Regions from separate parts of the Homo sapiens genome. Here regions 1 and 3 are each linked to region 2. A link is a contact called in ENCODE Hi-C or POLR2A ChIA-PET data. All regions are on one chromosome and are shown on one strand. Each heading gives the region's core, a stretch centred on a gene start or an enhancer-like site at or near the end of the contact. The rest is flanking DNA. Distances are from core to core; before and after follow the strand shown. Region 1 has its middle 650 kb from the start of GJE1. Region 2 holds the start of TBPL1 (TATA-box binding protein like 1). Region 3 holds the start of ECHDC1 (ethylmalonyl-CoA decarboxylase 1).

Region 1 (3,567 bases), core at 545-3,044, 7.5 Mb before region 2:
TTTTATTGGCCACTAGTTCTGTGTCTTAAACCTCTTTACATGTAAAATACTTAAGAGTGCTTTCAGTTTTAATGTCTAAACTCTTATCTATTCAGTAGTGGATATTTGCCACTCTCTTCTAGTAAATATCTGGTTTTCAAATAGATTATATGGTTATGTGAGAAAAATCCCAGAATTAAAAAAAAAATCAGTCCTATTAAATTAACCACATACCTCCATCACACCCAAAGTTCTTGCTGCTTTTCCTCATTCTTTCAAAAAAATTTTTTATGGTTTCAAAACTCCATGCTGATAGTTTTTATCTTTTGTAATGATATAAATCAAGAAAATATGTCAGGAAATAAAATTGATATAATTTCAATACATTTATTTTTATATTGTTTTATTTTGTATTAGACTTGATTTTTATGATAAAAGTCAATGAAAGTTATCAAAATTTAGAAAAATAAAAATGAGATGAAATGTATTAAAAGGAAATCTTTAGACAAATTTAAAGGAGTTTAATGAAGCAGAGAATTATTTGGGAATCCAGTAGCTCTCAAGAGCCAGCAGAGTGGTTCAGAGATCTCACTTCTGCAAAGTAGGTAGGCAGTACATATGGACAGAAAATGAAAGTAAGGTACAGAAACTGGTTGGTTACAGCTTAGCATTTTTTACTTGTTTGGACATGGTCTGATCAATTGGCAGCCTGTGATTGGCTGAAGCTAGTCGGCTGTGACTGGCTGAGACCTAGCAATTTGTTACAATATATACTCCTAAATTAGGCTTTCAGTTTGTTTAGTTAAATTGTAGTTTGTTATGTAGGGACCTACGGTACCGAGACAGCCTCAAGCCAAATTTAATTTAATTAAACAATCATCACCTCAATCTTAATCTTGGCAAAGGAAATACTAAAATAAGATGGGCCATTGAGGAATCTTTGAGCCTTCCAAGTAAAATGGCAAATTTCAAGTTACACTGCGTTACTACAGGAACTACAGAGGTTAGAGTTTTGATCAAAGACTTAAAAAATTGCCATCCAGTGAACAGATACCTGATTAAAGTTACCTCTAAAGAGGGCAAATATTTAATAAATGGCAACAAAGAGCTGGCCGGGTGTGGTGGCTCACGTATGTAATCCCAGAATTGTGGGAGGCCGAGGAAGGATGATCGCTTGAAGCCAGGAGTGGTAGACCAGCCTGGGCAACATAGTGAGACCCTGTCTCTACAAAAAATAAAAATAAATTAAAAAAATTAAAATAAATAAGTAAATAAATAAGAGCTCCCAGTTTTTGCTTTAATAACCCAGGCTTGAAATGTTGTGTTTTTTTTTCCATTGGAAAAAAAACATTTTAAGGTTTCACTTTATTTTTGCTGAATTGTTAACATTGCTGAGCTGATTTCACCTAAATTATGGTAAAGATTAATCAGAGACCCTAAACTCTGAAGGAAGTATCTTAACTATTTTTCCAGAACTCACTAACCGCAAGTCCTAGAAAACTCCCAAGGGCAAGTTTCATATTTCTGGCCATATTTTAAAACTGAAATCATTTTGAGGAAAATTCTAAAGCGTTTGAAGAGAAGCATCCAAAAATTTCAATTGCTTCTCTGAAACCTTGGAATCCTGCCTGTTAATAATCTCCATGCTCTTTGCTTAGAATTTACCCACAGAATTAACTGACAGGAAACTGCCCATCACCCTCCACCCTCCCAGTAAGACTGTGCCAAAACACTCATCAGAAGCCACAATGACAAAAATAGATCCAATTGACGACTATGCAGTGACTAAGAAACGGATGTACCGATTTAAGCTATCTTCATTATCTTCTTCCTTGTTTTGATGGCAAAAAGAAAGAGAAAGCTACGTAATAGCATCTGGGCAAAACAGCTTGTACACCAAGTTCTGCCCTATGTAATTTAAAATATTTGAGTTCTTATAACATCCCTGAAAAGCATGGCTTTTAATACAAACACCACATATATACAGTACAGATCATCTAACTATAGTCATGCTTCTGGGCAGAGCTTGCAGCAATAGCAAAAATAATAAAAGAAAATTCTCTTTGTACAGCTGAATGGCTGCACTAGAATTTTCAGTGTTCAGATGTAATTAGAAAACAGCTGTGAAGGAAAATCAATTGTTCCTGGTAGTCAATGGCTAATTTTCCACAATCAAAATAAAGAATGCAATATGACATGTTTGTAATGAGCAAGTAATTGTTTCTCTTTTGTTTATTGTTTTAACATTTTTCCCTTTATTTGTGGGAGCTGTCATTTGCTTGCTTTAGGACAACTTCTCCTAGTCTTTGCTTCTCCCATCCATATTTAAATACTAGCAACTGCCAAAGAGGCTATGCAGTCCAGCTCAGTTTATTCACGATTGCCTTGCTTATGATGGTGATTTGTGGACTTGCAAGGAAATATTGTCCTTGCTTTTATGAATTCACAATAAAGCTTCCATAAACGGAATGATTATTAAACACTAGCATTTATTCATGGGATTTAACTTTGATTCATTCTGCAAAGGTCTCATGTGTCAAAAAGATGCAGTTCCCAGAATTCATTGACCTGCTGCTCCAAGTGCGTCTGCATTGCAAAACAAAACAAAACTGAAACGACCACACGGCCCTTTTTTTATACCCTTCAATCATTGGCATAGACTGGACGGTATTGGTGTAGCAGATGGATAGAAAAGCTCAACCTCTATGGTGCACACTTGGAATTTAGATGGTTGGAAAATTAACTTAAATGCTAGAATAGACCAATGAGAGTAAAATTGTTTTATCATGCAAAAGAGTCTGGTTGAGAAACACCAAGAGGATTAACACTCCTAGGCTGCTTTCAGCTGATAGAAAAAGAAAAAAAAAATGCTTATATTATTTAGTGAAATTAATGTCTATATTATTCTTTTTCTACACTTATATTTTTCTGGAACATTCTTTGAAAGCAAATATAATTGCAGTTTCAGAGAATGAAATGAATAGTAAATAAGGACTGAATCTTAATTGCTGTGTGATCTTGGGACCATGTCTTAGTCTTGGTTTATCTCTATTTCTTTGTGAGAAAAATGATAATTAATATGTGAATATAGGTTCTTCCTCTTCTAATATTATTACATAAAATATATTAGTATATGAATATTTCCAAATTTTAAAGTTCTGGAGGAAAGACATTTTCCATTAAAAAAATGCATGATAAGCCATCAGTAGCCACTAAGTCATAACTAGTTTCATCACATCCATTTAAACCTGTGACTGACAATTTTCTGATAGTACTTCTGAATTTTTCTCAGTCTTTTGTCTCCAGAGAGCCTGTTCCAGAATCTGTGCAGTGTTTATTATATAGCTCCATTTCTTGGCCCTAAAAAGGCATTGTGGTTTGAAGTCGCTGATGATGAGAAGGGAATTCTATATTTTATGAAGCAGAGTAAACTATTAACTGAACCAAACTTTGAACTGAACTTTGAAAACTATTGGCCTACTTCAATTATTATGGATAACAAACCTGAATATATTTTTTGAATGGCTAAGGTGCCATGCAGCTTTTGTTATAAAATTTCAGGAGGCACTCTCCCCTGTGATTCCCTGT
Region 2 (3,624 bases), core at 848-3,347:
GGAAAGCAGACACTGCATTGTTAATAAAGGTGGAAGCTAGGGCTTGACCCTCACTCAAACAATGAAGAGACAGACAACGGCAAACTAGATCTGGGTCAAGTGAGTCTGATGGCAGCCCTGAGGTTGAGGGACACTTCGTCAAGTCTCATATGCACAAAGATAACCCCAGGACTCAACATCCACAGCCTCAAGTATGGCTATCCCAGTATATCCTTCACAGAACTGCTACAAAGATTAAGCAACAGTCTTTGATTCATTAATCTATCTTTTTCTTCTTAATGTCTTAAAATGCAACTTAAGTTTCCCAATGTTCACACTTTGCATCCTGTCCACTTCTTTACACATGAATGAAATTCCTTTAACAGACACTGGACCTCAATTCCATATTAAAAGCTTAAGATGAAAACGCCTGAGTTGAAGCTATATTCTGGCTAGCCCTCATTCAGGAACAAGCCAGCCCAATCAAGGGCACATAGTAATAGGTCACTAGAGTTTCTGATACTGATTTTGAGGGCAGAGGGTACGTAAAGAGGAGGCTGGGGAAAGGATGACACCTTTTTGCTTAGGAGAAGTCAGGTTTAACAAAAGGGGTGGGGAACAAACAGAAGCTGTGGTTGACCTAATTGCTCCTATGATTTATCAATTTTATTTTCATCTTTAATCTTCAACTTTACATAAAGAACTTTGTATGTATATGTGGCCTTTTCATTGTGCTACAGGAAAACCTCATTTACTCACCCAAAATGATTTTGTAAAGTATAAAACCATTAAGCAGCTTGTGATGTAAGACTAAAGAGGTAACATAAACTGATATTTCACTGGGCATACCAAACTGTGAATAATCCTTTCAACCAGATAGTGCTAACAGTCACTTCTCAATAGGAAGGAACTGCCATTTTCTCAAAGAGACTGCGAAATTATGCCAGGATGGCTGAACCTTCTTATGTCTCTTTTTATATTTTCCCAGAGAATCCACATTGCTTACACACACACACGCAAACCTGCTCCCTTTTCTTAAGTCACAGTTTTAAGGCACTGTTCTAAACCCTAAATACAGAAGCTCATGCACTTACTGCCAGTGTCGCTTTGGAACTGCAGGTGACAGATGCAGTCAGAGAGCTCACAGATGTGGATTGACTGCAGTTTGAGTCTTATTGCAATGAGCACATTGACAGAGCCTGCAGATGCACATCTCGGCAGGAGAGATTTTCTTTTTAAGCCCTCATGCCCTATTAGATTTACTTTTAGGGCTTTTATTGGCTATTTTTATCACTTATCCCGACTCTCATCCCTGCTTAGCCCTACCCACAATTCATTTTCTCTTCTTCAGTTCTAGATCCTTCTCCATCAATCCTAATTTTGGTCAAAAATAATAATAAAATAAAGCGAGGCTGCCGGCATTGCCAGAATCAGAAACCGACGAAGCCGCTTTTTGGGAGCTATTAGAGAAGCCGCTGTAAGTTTTCTGAGAAGCAACGGACCCCTAGCATCTTTGCACGGTCCCTCTTCCCCTGGGTGATGGCTCCGAGACAGATGAGGAATCTCTTTTCCCCGTCTTTCCCAGTGGTGGCTTAAACGAAAGATAACCCTTCTTTTCTTATCCTACACCAGGCTCGGTAACGCTCCCAGGTACGGACGCCCCACCCCCAACCCGTTATCCCTAAAGAGATCCCCAAATATCGCCCGGTCCTCTTCAGAACTGAGCCCTCCCTCGGCCACCGGACCGGTTTCCCCCACCTCAGCGGCTGCCCTCCAGTCGCCCGCCCCCACACATCCCACCCCAAGTCTGGCCCGGGCTCCGCACATGCCCACCCCGCGCCCAGACGCCCCGCACCCGGTGCTCAGGCCGCTCAGCCGCCCGCGCTCCCTGTGCCCAGGGTCGCCTAGGGGGTTACCGTGGGAAGAGGGAGCGGTGGCTGAGGACGCGGCGGCAGCGCTGCTGCCGGTTGCGTCGGATGCGAAGGAGAAGCTGGAGGACAAGGATGAGGATGAGACGGGCGCGCTCCCCAGTCTCCATGGAACTCCCGCCCCGGCCCGTTGCTAGGAGCCCCCGAGGCTCGGACTCCGTCTTCCTTGCTTTGTTGTTCCGGGTGCGAGGCGGCCGCAGCTTCCCCGCGACAATAAATAGACTAGACGCTGGGGAGCATAGAGACAGTGCGCGAGGGCTAGAGCGCCGCCGGACAGGGCGCTCCTGGGTGCCTCGCTAGCCACTCATTTCCGGCTCTCACTGCTCCCGTCACTTTCCCCGTCCCCCGCCCCCACCCTTCCTTCCTCCTTCCTGGTCCCCAAATCAGGCCCCTCCTGCCCACCCGCTGGGCTCGGTGGGAGGTAAGAGGTGGGATGGGGGCGGCGCTAATGGGCATCGGACTAGACTTTTTTGTTTAAGAACCGCTTGAAAGGGTTCTGAAAACACCGTGTATCCTTTGTATATTTTTAGTTGATATCTAAACGTGTAGTAATTTCTGGCATACAGTCGAATATTTAGGTGGACTTTTTTGTCAAAACCGTAGAACTTTCTCATCAGCTCATTAAATTTATACAAAAGGTCCTCCCCACCCCCCATTATATAATTGCTAAAGCTAGTCCTTACCGTCCAGACGAGACTTGTTTTCTGCCTGAAAAAAGTCCTTCGCTTTTTCAGTCAAAATGAACCCGTTAATTTATGATGTCGCGATAAATTCCCCTAGTGAGATTCCTCACTAGGCGAATTGGAATCCTGGTCTTAGAGCGACCGGGGATGACAGATGACAGACGGAGGGAAGGAAGTGGGGAGAGATGGAGACACAAGGTGTGGCGAGACGGAGGGATAACGCAGGACCGTATGCCACTTCTGTCGCCTGTCCCACATTCCTTACTCTACGTGGGTTTGCGGTCGGGACTGTCCCTCGGGAACCGAGAGGCGGATCCAGGAAGGATGGGAGTGGGAGAGGGCGGATGCTGGCGAGGACTCAGGCAGCCCGGGATAGGAGGACCTCTAGGAACGGAGACCCTCCGCGGCTCTGCGCCCAAGTAGCCCTGCAGGGGCCGGGGGACCCCGGGGGCGCACAATGGCCCGTTTGAACCGTCGCCCTGGGGCCCGAGTGCGTCCTCGGGGTCCCTCGGGAGTGGCCTGAGAGGCGCTGCCCGCGGGAGCGAAAATCGCGTAACGGCCCTGAGGGCGCCACGCCACGCCACGCCACGCCACGCCGCGCGGAAGCCCCCGGCTCCCGGCCCCACGTTTCCCACTCTCAGGCCGGCATCGGCCTTTCCACCAGAGCTCGGCTGCAGTCAGAAGCCCCTGGCGTTAGTTGAGGTCAATGGCAGCCCTGATTTAATTATTAAAAGACCACGCCGAGCCGGGTTCATGGGTACCTGGCCTCTGATTGGTGGGAATCAGATGAAAAAAATGAAAATGCCACTGCCTTTTTAAAAGAGAAGACGTGGGCTGAATTCTTGGGGTTTTGACAGTAGGCAACCATTTAGGTATTTTATTATTTACGAGATCTCCAAGGATGCCTCTTGATTTTTTGCTTTCCCCTCTGAGTGTTCAGAAACATATTCGAGCATTTGAAAGCTCCGTAGAATGATGGAGTTTGTTTTCATTTCTGTACTAATTTATTTTTCAAGGGATAGTGATTATAGTTG
Region 3 (3,982 bases), core at 1,483-3,982, 6.6 Mb after region 2:
CAGGCATGTGCTGCCATGCCTGGCTAATTTTTTTGTATTTTTAGTAGATAAGGGGTTTCAGCATGTGGGCCAGGATGGTCTTGACCTCCTGACCTCGGGATCCGCCCACCTCAGCCTCCCAAAGTGCTGGGATTACAGGCGTGAGCCACTGCATCTGGCCAGTAATTTACATTCTTACCAACAGTGTATAAGTATTTCTCTCCACATATGCATGGGCATGTTATTTTTTGTCTTTTTGATAATAGCCATTCTAACAGGTATGAGGTGATATCTCATTGTGGTTTTGATTTGCATTTCCCCTATGATTATTTTTATTTATTTTTAATTTTTTAAAAATGTATGTATTTGTTTTTGAGAGTCTTGCTCTGTCACCCTGGCTGGAATGCAGTGGTGTGATCATGGCTCACTGCAGCCTCAAGCTCCTGGGCTCCAGTGATCCTCCCACCTCAGGCTCCTGAGTAGCTAGGACTATAGGTGTATGCCACATTGCCCAGCCAATTGTGATTTTTTGTAGAGACAGGGTTCTGCCATGTTGCCCATGGCTGGTCTTGAACTTCTGGGCTCAAGCAATCCACCTGCTTGGCCTCCCAAGGTGTGGGATTACAGGTGTGAGTCACTGTGCCTGGCTGAGCATTTTTTCATATATTTGTTAGTCATCATCATGTTTTCTTTTGAGAAATGTCCATTCAGGCCTTTTGCTCATTTTTAAATTGGATTTTTTTTTTTTTTTTTTTGGCTATTGAGTTGACTTCTTCATATACTCTGGATATTAACCCTTTGTCAGATATATAGTTTGCAAATATTTTCTCCCATTCTGCAGGCTGTCTTTTCACTCCGTTGATTATACATATTATGTATTTACTTATCTTTCATTGTCCACCTACCCCACTATATAGAGTTTAACTTGGATATTTTCCCAAAGTGTTAAAAAGAAAGATGGAAAATGGGAGCCAGAAATAGAAAGCCCACTGAGTACTACAGTTATCACTGAGAAAGAAGAATGAAAGTTATTACTGAAAAATAAAACTGAAGAAACCTCTCAGATGGGCCTGGTGCCTGGGTCCATGGGGACAAAAGTGGAACATCAGTCTAGCAGTCTAGTCTGGTGCTGGGGAAGACCTAAAGCCTGATTCTTCAGAGGCCATCATGGAGGCTGGGTTTGTGGGTGGTAGCCTGTAGGCTAGGCCCTCTGGGGTAGTTCTGGTGCCAGGGTCTACTGGGGTAGACCTGGACCTTGGGTTTGTTGGAGCAGGCCTGGAACCTGGGTTCACTGGAACCTGGGGCTGTAGGGACCAGCAGTCAGTGGACCTAAAGCCTATATCCACTGGTGCCAACCTGGAGACTGGGGCTGTAGGGCCCAACCTGGTGTTGGAGCCTGGTGCCTGAAACTATGGGGACCAACATGGGGAATGGAGTGGGCATAGATCTAGGCGCCATGGAGATTAGCCTAGCATTGGGGTGATCTTGGAGTCTCAGTGAAATGGCTCAGTGATCTTGGAGTCTCATTTTATAACAAACTAGAATTAAATACAGTACTTCTAATAATGACTTCTTCCAATTAGTCCAAACTGGGCTCCCACTTATTCCCTATCATACACATCTCCGTATCGTAAAACTATCCTCCCTGTTCGGCGCGTTGGCACATTCTGTTCCTCCGACTAGAATATTCCCTGTACTTATTCAAATCATACCTATGACCACTGCAGAACTCCAGGAACATGACCATCCCATCTAAACCCCTGCGTTCAGAGACTTGACCAAACTCTAGCAAGCTTTAGCAGCATAAGGCCCTGTGCCCAGGGCGACTGCCTCAGAAAGCTTAACTACGTGATGTAACCAGCACACAACTGATGATAGGTCTCTGACATCCCTTTCTTAGAACGTTTACTAAAGGGCTTGCAATTGTAAAGACTTATTTCTTGCCACTCAGAAGTTCTCTCTCAAGGACCAGAGAGTCATTCCTTTGAAATGTAATCGAGAAGGATAAAATCCTCCGTAGGAGGATAGAATCCTGCGGTAACTGTTAAAACGCGCGCACACACAAACACACAGCTGGCCTAATCACATTTACACTAACAACTCTGTAGGTTCACTTTCTCTACTGAGCGCCCGCATATCCCCTTTCTCCTTTTAAAACGTCCCTTTAAAAATGCCCAGATGATCTCTGCACGAATCGAAATAGAGCTCAGCTCTTTCCTGTCAGTAGTTAACTGAATGTTTTCACCGCTTTAACGTCCAGCTGCGCTTATCTTTGACATCGACTACCTAAGGTCTACCTTTAGTCCCACGACTCTGACAAAATGATCTCAATATTGGTGTAAAATCACCTCCCCTTTCAAGGGTCTTCCAAAGCACTTCCTGTCTGCGGCATACAAAATGTATTGGCACGGAATTTTAAGCTTACTGAGCTTTATAAACACGTCACATTCACACATTCAAGACACACACTGGATATTCGGATAAAAACAAACAAACAAAAAACTGGCTAAATACCCATTCCCCTCAATAACTTGGATAAGATACCTAAAAAAGGTCGACCTTCGGTACCTTTCTGTCTTCTCCCCTCTCGCTATTTGCCTACACTGGCTTCCTCACCTCCACTTTTTCTCACGTTTATCTGAGCGAAAACAAGCACGGTTCGGCAGCCTCCTTTCCCAGCCCTACCTTTGTGCTGCAAAAGCGAAAATTCAAAAGCCAAGTACAATAGGAGACCGCCCACCCTGGCTCCCTCGTGACACGAGGGAGCGCGAAGCGGAGGGCGCCTCGCGGCAGGAGCGGGATTTCCGGGGTCACGGGAACCGGCAGGGGAACGGGATAAAGTTCCCGGAGAAAGGAAAGGAGAGCGTGGGATAGTAAAAGAGAAGACGCGGAGAAGAGGAGAGGACCTACAAGAACGGAGGACAGGGGCGCACGATGGTCCCGGGGGGAGCGGAAACAAAGGCACGCAAAACGGAAAAGCGTGTGTAGGGGAGCGGAAAAGGAAGTCACCACCGTGGCCTGCGACGGTAAGTGGTCGTAAGGGTTGGTCTTAGCGCTTCAGTTTAGTGTTGTCAGTGGGAGAATCCTAAAATGTCGCCGTGGAATGGACTGTACCGCTCGCTTCTCCAAACGTGTCCCAGACGGCGAGCCTCCCCGGCTCCGCGGCTTGTCCCTTGCAAGCGCCGCGCAGGCCTGCCCCGCGCTGGACGTGGAGACGCGGTGCCGAGCGCCACGGGCCGGCTGTGCGCCGGCCGGGGAAAGAGGGCGAGGGGAAGAGATGAATCGGTCTTCCCAGAGCGCGCCGCGAGGTCGCGAGATTACACTTTAAAAAGCATGAGGAGGCTTGCTTTCTACATGCTGATTTAATTTCGGAATACATTCGAGGCCCTGTGCTAAGTTAGGTAATGTTCCCTATAATTGTCTTTTATGTATAAGTTGTCTTGCCTAACTAAAACTTTTCTTACTTGTATCGTGCAGCCAACTTTTCAAGAACGAAAGATGAGCAACTCCTTTCTGGTAGAGGTTCTTTCATTGGAGAATTTTTGAGCTACAATAATCCTTTTAACGCTGCGCACACATACAGGGATTACACGTGTAGGGGATTAAAAACACAGTTAAGTTTAGGTTGAAGGTGCTGTTAAGGACTTCAGGCAACATTAAATCAACACTCAGTTCTTTGCTCTGTTCCACATCTGGGCTCCTGTATAGCAGTTGTTGCTCTAGGTGCTAGAGGTATGCAGAGGAACTGGACAAGGGCAAGGAAAACAAAGGGCTCCTTCTTTAGAAGAGCTAGCATTCTCTTGGAACAGACAAGCTTGTGGTGAGAAGTATATTTGTGAAATCTACGAGGGGAGGGAGCAGCGCAGTAATAGAACGGGCGATCCTTTCTTGATTTTTTATTGGGTTCTGGCCTGAAAGGCGACTGTATAATCAGCTGGGATTCCTGCAATGATTAACATTCCAGGAAGGGAAGCCAGCCTGTGAAGAAGCATGGCATTGAAAC

The links. Hi-C counts contacts between places; a loop is a spot of excess contacts on that map. ChIA-PET counts read pairs that join two places held with the same protein, here RNA polymerase II (POLR2A). Pooled maps may share reads with other maps.
Region 1: a map of B cell shows a loop between it and region 2 (27-fold over the local background). The contact joins the enhancer-like site here to the promoter of TBPL1 in region 2. A Hi-C loop is called at or near these places in 1 of 168 maps with a recorded cell type or tissue (B cell) and 5 of 50 pooled maps. POLR2A ChIA-PET finds 5 or more read pairs at or near these places in 2 of 52 experiments (OCI-LY7 and T-cell).
Region 3: a map of B cell shows a loop between it and region 2 (19-fold over the local background). The contact joins the promoter of ECHDC1 here to the promoter of TBPL1 in region 2. A Hi-C loop is called at or near these places in 2 of 168 maps with a recorded cell type or tissue (B cell and naive thymus-derived CD4-positive, alpha-beta T cell) and 6 of 50 pooled maps.

What each region holds. Positions count from the first base shown.
Region 1 is chr6:141,482,003-141,485,569 of GRCh38, reverse strand. No RefSeq gene overlaps it. Among named protein-coding and RNA genes, the nearest start is that of GJE1, 650 kb to the left of the region's middle. RefSeq lists an enhancer at 1,809-1,948. Within about 2 kb of position 1,794, at least 16 of the 41 ENCODE cell types and tissues checked have a DNase peak (open chromatin) inside an H3K27ac peak, as active enhancers do; they include B cell and OCI-LY7, where a contact is called at or near this core.
Region 2 is chr6:133,951,697-133,955,320 of GRCh38, reverse strand. It overlaps TBPL1 (TATA-box binding protein like 1), which reads right to left and starts at 2,097. Exons shown (of 7, transcript NM_004865.4): 1 at 1,896-2,097. It overlaps LOC128092253 (umcharacterized LOC128092253), which reads right to left and starts at 2,017. Exons shown (of 2, transcript NM_001414965.1): 1 at 1,896-2,017. The coding sequence starts at 2,017. RefSeq lists a silencer at 2,990-3,099.
Region 3 is chr6:127,342,359-127,346,340 of GRCh38, reverse strand. ECHDC1 (ethylmalonyl-CoA decarboxylase 1) reads left to right here and starts at 2,732. Exons shown (of 6, transcript NM_001002030.2): 1 at 2,732-3,005. RefSeq lists enhancers at 826-1,699, 2,574-3,447.